Regions from separate parts of the Homo sapiens genome. Here region 2 is linked to region 1. A link is a loop called in an ENCODE intact Hi-C map of the cell type or tissue named here. Cell type or tissue: Caco-2. All regions are shown on one strand. Each heading gives the region's core, and the rest is flanking DNA. Links, peaks and the distances in the headings are about the cores only. Region 1 holds the start of PLEKHG6 (pleckstrin homology and RhoGEF domain containing G6). Region 2 holds the start of LOC105369626 (a long non-coding RNA gene).

Region 1 (6,184 bases), core at 1-5,000:
GAGTCTGCCAGCAGTGCTCTGAGCAGAGGCTCGATGCCGGCCCCCATAAGTCTCAATGCGGGAGGCCACGAGTCCTTGGAGGGGGCCCTCATGTGGAGGACCAAAGGCCTTCATCCCTTCTCTCCTGGGTCACCTCCAAAGGGCCATATCTTCAATGTCCAGGAGAAAGAGGTCCCCTAGGGCTGCAAGAGAGAAAAGAGGAATGGAAGGGCCATCCCCAATCAGTGAATGGCACCAGGCGGGAGACCAAGGCTGGTAGGGGGCCTGGGAGGGAGGGTATAGTGGGGGAGGAGAGGGCCAAGGGCTTGGTCACTTGTTGGGGGGAACATGGCTGCCTCATCTATGACTTGGTGGGAGTAGGGTAGGTCCAGGTACATATTGGGTAGGAAGCCCCTTGGAGATGTACCTCCTCTCTCACATGTGTGCATATTTGGGGTACAAGCTCCTGCACTGGTCTCAAATGGGAACAAGGGTCACAGACAGGTCTCGGGCTTTCTGGATACACCCAGGTGGGAGGGTTCTCCTTGCACCTAGATATAACCCCATCCCCTTCCCCATATAAAGCTTGGGAAAAAGCTGGAGGGAGGCCATGGTGGGTGGGGTGGGCTGGGAGTGGGGGTGGCTGGAGACAGCCCAGTCTGCCACCAGTTTTTGTACAGCCTGTAAGCCTTTACATATTTACATAGTTGAAACAACTGCTGCCCCCCCTGCAAAAAAGCCACCAATATTTTGGGACAAGTAAATATTACATGATATTCAAATTCAGTGTCCATAAACACAGTTTTGTTGGAATCCATCCTCTTCTGCTGGTCTCCTAATAACCTGTGACTGCTTCTTGCTAGTTGGGACAGACGGTGTAGGCCGCGAAGTCTCTAATCTTTACTGTCTGGCCTTTACTGAAAGGCTTGCCCATCTCCTACCTGAACCCTCCTGACCACAGACAGGGAGGTGAGTGGGGCCAGCTGTCCGGCCACTGCCCTTAGAGACCAGCCAAATAGAATTAGAGTTTCTCCAGTTTCGGGCTATATATTTGGTCCTCCCCAGACTCTGGGAATACCACCATGGAGCTGGGGGCCAGGCGTGGGGCTCCATCCCTCCCCCCTAAACCTGGAGGGAGGGCCCGCCCTCGAGTGGGCAGGGCCTGGAAGAGGAGAGGCCTCCTAAGGGGCGGTGGGCTCAAGAAGGCTGCGCAGGTGTTTGTGCCCCGACCGGGTGGGCCTGAGGTCCTGCCTCAGCCCTCCCTTACCTTCCTCCGATTCAGGAGCAGAGGAGGAAACGTTCGCTGTCCCTCCTGCCGCCTCCCAATAGTCCTCCCTCTGAGGGCGCTGTCTCCCTCGCACTGCTCCCTACCCAGGGTCCTGTCTCAGCCCAGCCCCCGGCTCCCCTCCTCCCGCCTTCGGGAGGCCAGGCCTTCCTTCCCCTTCGCCCCGGCTTCCAGGCCCCGGGTCCCGGCCGCCCCGCCCCCGGGCCGCGTAGCCCTCCCGCCGCTCACCTGTGCCCACAGGTGTCACCGCACCCGCTGCCCTGCGCCGCCCTCCCCGCCCGCGGGGCTCCCCGTCGCCGTCGGCTCCCCGGCGATGCCAGCCAGCCCCGATGCCCAGCCTGGGACTGGGATCGAGCGGCCCGCGGGAGCCGGGCAGCGCGGGTCCGGGCGAGGAGGGCGGGGACCGGGCTGGCCCCTCCCTACCGCCAGCACCGCTCGGGGCAGAGGGGCAGAGGGGCGGGGCCCTGGGGACCGAGCAGCCCCCGCCCTCACGCAGCCACCGCCTTCCCCGGAGAGGACAGCTCACGTGGCGGTGCCCTCCTTTCCCCTTTTCGGTCGCACCTGAACTCGACACCCGCCGGCCGAGCGGGAGGGCTGGGACCGCGCGCCCTCCACTCCGGGCCAGACCCCCGCGAGGCGCTGCAGTAATGAGGGCTGAGTAAGGGGCGGGGCGCCGCCGGGGGAGGCGGCGAGGGTGACAACCTGTGGCAGGCACCCCTCTCTCCTGCTGGTCGCGGCGAGTGGCCGGCCGTCCGGTCCTCCCCCTGCCTCGGCCTAGACCCCTAAGCAGGCAGGGAGCCCGCCTGCCAGCTGGAGGGGCAGGGGGCCCCGTCGCTGTGTGGAGTCCAAAGTGTGAGCCTTATCTCTCAGAGGACCGGCTGGCCTGCCTGGTGGAAGGTGATACTGGAAGGCTATCCTGGACTTTGCCTTTGCTCCAGGGATAGGCAGCTGAGGCCTGACCCGCACTTCTCCTATGACCTAAGACTCAGGTGGGGGCACCCTCCCAGTTCACCTGCAAATAAGCCCACTCCCGGCTACACCAGGGTCACCCAGCCCTTGCGGTGGCTGCTAAAATAGATGCTGTGGGGCCAGGCGCGATGGCTCACGCCTGTAATCCCAACACTTTGGGAGGCCGAGGCGGGCGGATCACAAGGTCGGGAGATGGAGACCAGCCTGGCCAATATGGTGAAACCCCGACTCTACTAAAAATACAAAAATTAGCTGGGCATGGTGACGGGCGCCTGTAGTCCCAGCTACTTGGGAGGCTGAGGCGGGAGAATCGCTTGAACCTGGGAGGTGGAGGTTGCAGTGAGCCAAGACAGCACTACTGCACTCCAGCCTGGGCAACAGAGTGAAACTCCATCTCAAAAAAAAAAAAAAAAAAAAAGAAAGAAAAAGAAAAAGATGCTGTGGAAGGACTGACACATGCTGGGCATTGCATGAAAGGACCATACTTTATTTTCTTTATTTTTAAAATTTATTTTTTAAAAAGAAAATAGAGACAATATCTTGCTGTGTGGCCCAGGATGGACTCCAACTCCTGGGTTCAAGCGATCCTCCTGCTTCGGTTTCCCCACCTTTTCACTTCTCCAAATCATGGCACCTCGTCTGACAGAAGCACTGGATATTTGAGATAGAAGTGTCCTGTGGATGTGTGGTCATTATAATCTCACAACCATGAAACCCAAGACCCTGTAGTTGGCAGGTGGCAGGTCTGAGGCTCCCAGCCCCTCACCCTGACTGTGGTCTATTTCCTGCCAATGAACTCAACAGTGATTGATACGGCTCCTTACTTCTTCAGAGCATCCTGAAGTTCAGGAAACACTTTCAGAAGCAGAATCTCCTTGAGTTGCCAGGGGAAAAGGCCTCTATTCCCTTTTCCCATCTAGGCTATGAAACGCATACATGATCAGAGTGTTCTAGTCCTCACTCGGACTCTGGTGACTCTATTTTGTTTGGAGGAGGAATCTATATCTTTGGGCAGTTTCTAATTTTGTATTCCCTGTGTCCATCCTCAAATCTGCCCTCTGGGATTCTCTTTCTCTGAGCTTGCTGTTGTGTGATTGCTCTGCTGGTTCAGAAGTGTCCTCTGTTCCTCCAGCTCCTTGAACCAGCCTGTCTCCTGCTCCTGGCCCAGCTGGTGGTGGGACTAGTTTTCGGGGGTGAAGTCAGGTGGGAAAGGAACTGCAGTGGCAAGAAACCAGAGTGTGCCTAGTTCCTAGCCCTTCCCTCTTCCCATTCACTGTGTGTGTGTGTGTGTGTGTGTGTGTGTGTGTGTGTGTGTGTGTGTGTGTGTGTGGTGAGAGCTAGACAGAGATAGAGAGATGTCCAGGGATGACAAGAGTAGCCATGAGGGAAAGAGTTAATAAGCCAGGAGAGGAGGTGGTGATTACGGACAGTATTAAATGACACCCCAGAGACAGCTGGTGCCAATGGCCCCTAGCTTCTCCTCCCAGTGTCTCCCAGAAGGAGTGGGAAGGAGGAATAAGAGGGAAGATGAAATTGAGAGAGCACCAAAGACAAGCCTGGGCTTACAGTGCTCTGGGGTGAGCTGGCTAGAGGGGCCCAGTGGCAGGTGGTGGTGGGTGGCGGGGTGGTTAACCCTTTCACTTCCCTCTAGGCGTTGAGGTCCAGTCTCCACCCACTACTGCCCCAGGGCCTGTCTTCAGCCTCCCTGGGAGGAGAGGTTCCCAGGGCAAGCTGGAGTCTAGAAGCCAGAGGTGTGGCCGGGCACAGGTGTGTGGCCTAGGAGGCAGGCCTCCATGTTCTGTTTCTTCTCTTCTGTCACTCTCACAGTCTCCACTTCCATGACTCCTCTGTGCTGCGGAGAGCACACTCCTATGGCAGGCTGAGGGGAGCATTCTCAGGGAGCTGAATGAAATGTAAAGAATTGGGAGGCTGGAGGCTTGGCCTCTGCCAAGTGAGGCTAGGGGCCATCTGGTCCTTGGACCAGAGTATGCCATCTGGATACTTCTCTTTATTCCTGGTTATCCTAGCCTTTCCTCACATGTCTAGCTTGAGTCATATGCCTCACTTTCTCCCAGGTAAGATGCTCCTCATTAGGCCCCTGGATTGACCCCATAACTGATGGTAAAGTGTGTGTCCACGGTCAGAGCTCTGAGGATCAAATGCTTCTGTCCAATAGCAGCCTGAGGATAACTGCCTGGGGTTGGCATAAGGGGCTCACCAGGCAGGAAGGTCAGGGAAACTCATTTGTGCCTCGACCTCTGCTGAGCCCATATCTCTCAGGGCAGAAGTGGGGACCATCTGGGCTAATGAGGGGCTGGCAGGCACTAGCAACAGGAGGCAGCTAATGGGAGCTGTGTCCTCCCTGCCCAGAGCGAGGCAGAAACTGAGGGTTCAAGCTAGGAGGCGCCAGGTCATGTGAGGCAGATGAATACCAGGAGGACAGGCCACAGGGCAAAGCCTCTGGTGCCTCAGGCCAGAACTGGTGCTTCCCGTTTCTTCTTTCGTCCCCTCCCCCTTCCTTCCACATTTACTGGCAATGTGTAAGACAGTAGGAATATAGAAAAGAATAAGAGGCCCTGACTTCTAGGGGCTTACAGACTAGTGGGGAGGCAGATGGGCGAAAAGAACATTGATATTTAAGTTAGACCAAGAACGACTAAGTCAGGAGCTGTGGGAACACTTTGGAGGGACCGGTTACTACATAGGGGAGCCAGGGATGGCTTCTAGAGGAGGCGAGCTTTGTGTTGGGACTCGAAGGATGAGTAGCAGTCAGCTGGGCTGAGAAGGAGGAAAGGACATTTCTGGAGGAGGGAAGAGCATGTTTAAAAAGAAACTGGGGAAGGGCAGACTTCCCTAAAGGCCTCCTGAGGGTCTACCCTGTTGGCTCCCTGGGAATATCCCAGCTTCCGAGCCGAGGGTCTCTGGGTGGTGGCTTAGGAGGACGAACCTTCTTTGTGGCCTTCCAGGACCTCCGCAGTTTGACCTCAGTTATACTTCCCTACTCAATCCCTAGATGTGTCCCCATTCCCTGGGTCGGCCTCGACTTTCCTGACTCCATGCCTTTGCTCAAGCTGTTCCCCTCAGCTGGGTGCCTTGTCCTCCGACTCCACTTACCTCCTTCGAGGTCTTTCCTAGGACTGCCTCCTTCACGAAGCCTTTCCTAATAATCCCGCAGCCAGGCTGATCACTTTCCTCCCTGCTTGCAGCTGCCTTGACCGCTATGTTTCTTTAAAAGGCACCACTCTTGTTCTCCCTACTAAGTTGATATTAGCATGTGCCACCTATGCCTGAGGGCAGAGACCAGCCTAACACAAGACTGGCATGGTGTTTGGGAATTGAACTGGATTGACTTGCTAGAGGACCCAGACAGAATGACTTGCAGATAGACTGGCCTGTACTGTTCTGTCCCTACCCAAAGGAACCACATTTGCTTTTTAGATACCTGGAATTCTTCCATAATTTCAGTTTCCTTTCCTGCTTGATTACTGTAGCATCAGGACATCTGTGATGCACCTAAATGTTCCTCTCCATTAGGGCAAACATACCATGTAAGTTTACCTTGCAGGCCAATTCTTTTCTCTTTTTCTTTTTTTAAAATTCCAGATTCTCTCAGATCCTGAATTGCGGGCTAATTCTGATAGGTGGTGGGTTCCTGGAACATTAACTTAAGAAGGATTCTGTGGCTGGCTCAGCAGAAAGAATGCTAAGATGGCTTAGCAATGTCTGCCCCAGGGGAAAGAGGGCTCTTTCTGCCTTAGCGTGAGGTTTATCAGTCACTTGTCTTGCACTGAGCCAAGACTGGGACACTGAGAATGTAAGGCCTTTGCCTCTGTTGGAAGCTGATGGCGAAGGTGACTAGAAGACAATCGGGTGGATCTACCTTCTTGGGATTTACGGTGGCATATCTTCCAGTCAGATGTCTGGATGTCCAGGTCTGTGCTCCGAGGCACC
Region 2 (5,000 bases), core at 1-5,000, 54 kb before region 1:
CCCACCTTGCCCTCCCAAAGTGCCGGGATTACAGGTGTGAGCCACTGCACCCAGCCTCATGTACAAATCTTTATGTTCTAATGTGTTTCGGGTGCGGCCTAAACACCGTAAATTAAACACAGCTCACTGTAAATCCCTACATTCCTTCTTAATATGTTCATCAATTGATGGACATTTGGGTTATTTCTACTTTTTGGCTATTAGAAATAATACTGGTATGAACATTTGTGCACATTTGTGTGTGTATGTTGTGGGGGCATATGCTTTCATTTCTCTTAGGAGTGGAATGGATGGGTTATATGGTAACTCTATATCTAACTTTTTGAGGAACTTCCAGATTGTTTTCCAAAATGATCGTATCATTTTATATTCTCACTAGCTGTGTACAGGGTCAGAATCTTTTAAAAATGTAGGTCTGTTCGGCTGGGCGTGGTGGCTCACGACTGTAATCCCAACACATTGGGAGGCCGAGACGGGCGGATCACGAAGTCAGGAGATCGAGACCATCCTGGCTAACATGGTGAAACCCCGTCTCTACTAAAAATACAAAAAATTAGCCGGGCGTGGTGGCACGCACCTGTAGTCCCAGCTACTAGGGAGGCTGAGGCAGGAGAATGGCGTGAACCCGGAGGCGGAGCTTGTGAGCCGAGATCACGGCACTGCACTCCAGCCTGGGCAATTGAGACTCCGTCTCAAAAAAAAAAATGTAGGTCTGTTCATAAAGTGCCTACTACATACGGTTGTTCTAGGGATTATTTGTTAGATATTTTTCTTACAAGAGAATTTTGCCTACCCCAAGGTCAGGAAGATATCTTCCATCTTCTAGAGTGTTTATGGTTCTGAATTTCATGTTTACGTTATGATCCATCTTGAATTAATTTTTGCCTGTATAGCATAAGGTAGAGATTGAGGGTCATTTTTTTTCCAATACAGTATTCAGTTGTTCTAGCAGAACCTGCTAACAAATTTTATTTTCTACACTGAATTGAATTGGTGTTTTGGCCAAAAATCAGTTGACCATCTATGCATGAGTTTATTTCTGGACTCTATTCTATTCCATTGATCTATTGTCTCTCCTTACCAAGAACCGCATTGTTTTGATTACTGTGGCTTTATAGTAAATACTAAAGTCAGGAGGAATACATTTTCCAACTTGGCTCTTCTTTTCTAAAATTTTCTAGCTATTCTAGATTGTTTGCATTTCCAGATAAGTCTTAGAAGCAGTATGTCAATTTCTTTAAAAATACCTGCTGGGGCCGGGTGCAGTGAGTGGCTCACGCCTGCAATCCCAGCACTTTAGGAGGCTGAGGCTGGTGATTGCTTGGGCTCAGGAGTTGGAGTCCAGCCTGGGCAACGTGGTGAAACCCCCTCTCTACAAAAAATATAAAAATTAGCTTGGTGTGGTGGCACACTTTTGGTCCCAGCTACTAGGGAGGCTGAGGCGGGAGGATTGCTTGAGCCCAGGAGGAGGCTGCAGTGAGCGGCGATTGTGTCACTGCACCCCAGCTTGGGTGACAGAGCAAGATCCTGTCCAAAAAAAAAAAAAAAGCTGGAATTTTGATAGGGATTGTGTTGAATCCATATATATATATATCTCCACTTATTCTGATCTTTGATTTATTTCAGCAGGGATTTCAATATATTTTTCAGTCTTGCACATCTTTTGTTACATTTATTTCTATGTATTTGATGTTGTTTATGTTATTTAATATTGCTGTTGTATTTCTGGTTTTCCAATTTTCTGTTGCCAGCATGTAGAAATGCAATTAATTTCTTTTTGAGACGGAAATGCAATTAATTTTTTTTTTTTTTTGAGACGGAGTCTCGCTCTGTCTCCCAGGCTGGAGTGTAGTGGCGCGATCTCGGCTCACTGCAAGCTCTGTCTCCCGGGTTCACACCATTCTCCTGCCTCAGCCTCCCGAGTAGCTGGGACTACAGGCGCCCGCCACCAAGCCCGGCTAATTTTTTGTATTTTTTTTTTTTAGTAAAGACGGGGTTTCACCGTGTTAGCCAGGGTGGTCTCGATACCCTGACCCCGTGATCTGCCCACCTCGGCCTCCCAAAATGCTGGGATTACAGGCGTGAGCCACCACACCCGGCCTAAATGCAATTAATTTTTTTTGTGTATTTGTTGTGTACCCTGCAACCTTGTTCAGTTTGTTAGTTCTATATTTGTTTTGTTTTGGTAGATGACATCCCTCAGGCCCTGCTACTCTGGACTTTCATGATGGAGATGGTAATAGGAATTGTATTAAGAAGGAATGTAGGGATTTACAGTGAGCTGTGTTTAATTTACGGTGTTTAGGCCGCACCCGAAACACATTAGAACAGTCTTTGGAGGAGGGAGGCGGGGTGGGTGGGGCATCCTGTATTTTTAGAGTTGGAGATTCTAAAAGTTCAGTTGTGAACTCTTGATTTCGGTGCCAAGCGGCACTCAAGCCGAAAGGCCACCGACACTCGCCTGCGGGGATCAGGGCGGGATGACCTGGGTACCGCGGTCACGCCAAGGCCGAGGCCCTCACCCTTCCCCTCTTTGGGAAAGGGCAGACAAGTTCCGGGTTCCCTTCTAGGTCCGGGCGAGGGGGAGAGCGCCCCACAGACGACAGGCGCCTCCTGCCTCTCTCCTTCAATAAACAGTCCACAGTGTCCCGGCTGGGCTCGCCGTGGCCTCCGCCTTCCCGGCGGACACACCTGTTTACCCTTCACCGCCGGACGGCCAGGAGGCGCCACGACGACCCCAGCCCCGCCCAGGCTTCTCCGGGATGGACCGGCCTCCCGGGGCACAGATGAGGACCCTGACCCCGGAGGGGCCAGACACTCGCTCCAGGGCCCCTGGCCTGACCCTCTTCCCCTCGCCCCTTCAGGTACCCGGAAATTAAAGAGGAGCTGGAGGAGCTGGACCGCATCACAGAGCAGACGCTCTTTGACCTGTACAAATACAGCTCCTTCACCACTCTCGTGGCCGGCTCCCGCAGCCGTCGCGACCTGCGGGGGACTCTGCCGCACCCCTTGCAGCGCCTGAGGGTCCCGCCCCCGCCTCACGGGGCCCGTCGAGCCCGTAGCGTGGCCTCCAGCTTGCGGGACAACAACCCCCAGGTGGACTGGAAGGACTGGAAGATCGGCTTCCAGCTGGTGAGGCCCGCAGCGCCGAGGGGCCCGCCCCGCCCCTCGCCGGCCCCTGGCCCCGCCCACCCATGGGCTCCGCTCCTTTCCTGACCCGCCCGCGCAGCCCAGTGACACCACGCGGGGCCTCGTGGGCTCGCGGGCAAAAAAAAAAGTAAATAAATACAAATAATAACTAGATAATTAAAATAACACCTCTTGGTGCCCAAGCTTTTGGGGCCTCCTCCCTGGGGTCCTATGTAGAAGCATTTCAGGGGTAGGAAGTCAAATTTATTATGGAAAATGAACTTTTATTATTATTATTATTATTATTGTTTTACTGTTTCTGGTCCTTGATTCAGGAAGGAAAATGCAACTTTCTGAATTCCAGTGCCCACTAGTGGGACTCAGTTAGGACCCTCCAGCGTGATGGAGAACTGGGCTAACAGCCCAAGATAGAGAATAAGGAGACAGTAAAAAAAGGAAACTTAGCTGGGGGCGGTGGCTCATGCCTGTAATCCCAGCACTTTGGGAGGCCTAGGCGTGCAGATCACCTGAGCCCAGGAGTTTTAGACCAGCCTGGTCAACATAGTGAAACCCCATCTCTACAAAAAAAAAATACAAAAATTAGCCCATGTGGTGGCACAAGCCTGTAGTTCCAGCTACTTAGGAGGCTGAGATGGGAGAATTGCTTGAACTCGGGAGATGGAGACTGCTGTGAGCCTTGATCACACCACTGTACTCCAGCCTGAGTGACAGAGTGAGCTCGTCTGCCAAAAAAAAAGAAAGAAAGGAGCAAGGGAAAATGAGGGAGGAGCCAAGGAAAGGAGACAGGGAAGTTCCCATTAGTAAGAGTGGGCTGGGGACTGGAGTCCTAGTCCCAGCTCTTGCTGGGACAAATCTCTTGATCCCTCAGTCTTCCCATCAGTGAAATGGGAGGGAAAGTCTTGCTCCTTCCACCCTAGGCAGGGGAGGTATAAATGAACCAAAACCGTGTGTGTGCAGCTACTGGTCTCCTTTCCTGGCCTGCAACTCCCTTAATCCCATGCTCCCCTGGTCCATGCTCCTAGGGACTTCTGCTTCTCTTCCACTTCTGTCTTTCCCCACTCCTGGCTTCCGACTCCTGTCCGTCAGTCCTCAGAACCCCAGATCACTCATTCTTTGCCCTTGGCCCTGCCAAGGGGCTTATCCCCGGCTGCGTGTCCCCTCTGACTCTAGTCTCTGTGTCCAGTGCAACCAGAACAAATCGGACTGCTTCTACCAGACATACTCATCAGGGGTGGATGCGGTGAGGGAGTGGTACCGCTTCCACTACATCAACATCCTGTCGAGGCTGCCAGAGACTCTGCCATCCCTGGAGGAGGACACGCTGGGCAACTTCATCTTCGCCTGCCGCTTCAACCAGGTCTCCTGCAACCAGGCGTGAGTCAGTCCTGCCTGGCTCCTTGCTCTCCGCGGGGTCCGCTTCCCTGGGTCAGCCTCACGCCCTGCATGGGCAGGGCCCAGGAAATGCTTGTTGACTAAAAAAATGCCAGTGCCAGCAGGCCAGGGGGAAGCACTGGCTTTGGGCCCACACCCTGCCCCAGAGAGCGCCCTACGAACTCCTGCTGCTCCCTGCACTGCTGGATCTGAGGGAAGTGGCCTCACAGGATGCCTTGGGAAGACTGGGGCTTTGAGAAACCAAAGGCTGGAAGCATGGATCTTGGTCTTTTTTGTTTTTCTTTTTTTTGAGATGGAGTTTTGCTCTTGTTGCTCAGGCTGGAGTGCAATGGCGCGATCTCGGCTGTCTGCAACCTTCACCTCCTGGGGTCAAGCAATTCTCCTGCCTCAGCCTCCTGAGTAGCTGGGATTACAGTCATGCGCCACCACGCCTGGCTAATTTTTTTATTTTTAGTAGA

Evidence for each region. Hi-C counts contacts between places; a loop is a spot of excess contacts. Peaks named below come from ENCODE experiments on the same cell type or tissue, not always from the same donor. Only the 100,000 strongest peaks of a DNase experiment are listed, where the experiment ranks them.
Region 2: it touches region 1 in a loop (6-fold over the local background); 23 of 110 quality-filtered maps call a loop at or near these places.

What each region holds. Positions count from the first base shown.
Region 1 is chr12:6,306,157-6,312,340 of GRCh38, reverse strand. PLEKHG6 (pleckstrin homology and RhoGEF domain containing G6) reads right to left here and starts at 1,659. Exons shown (of 16, transcript NM_001384598.1): 1 at 1,493-1,659; 2 at 1-182. The coding sequence starts at 114. RefSeq lists a silencer at 1,713-1,762 and an enhancer at 2,125-2,845. In Caco-2, for the core only: no CTCF peak of the experiment used is centred there; DNase peaks (open chromatin) are centred at 1,370, 1,760, 2,150 and 3,914; H3K4me3 peaks cover 1,831 bases.
Region 2 is chr12:6,361,575-6,366,574 of GRCh38, reverse strand. SCNN1A (sodium channel epithelial 1 subunit alpha) reads left to right here. Exons shown (of 13, transcript NM_001038.6): 3 at 2,865-3,132; 4 at 4,334-4,524. It overlaps LOC105369626 (a long non-coding RNA gene), which reads right to left and starts at 1,262. Exons shown (of 4, transcript XR_931591.3): 1 at 794-1,262. RefSeq lists a silencer at 2,841-3,240 and enhancers at 2,705-3,298, 3,791-4,474. In Caco-2, for the core only: a CTCF peak has its summit at 2,719; DNase peaks (open chromatin) are centred at 2,744 and 3,084; H3K4me3 peaks cover 1,476 bases.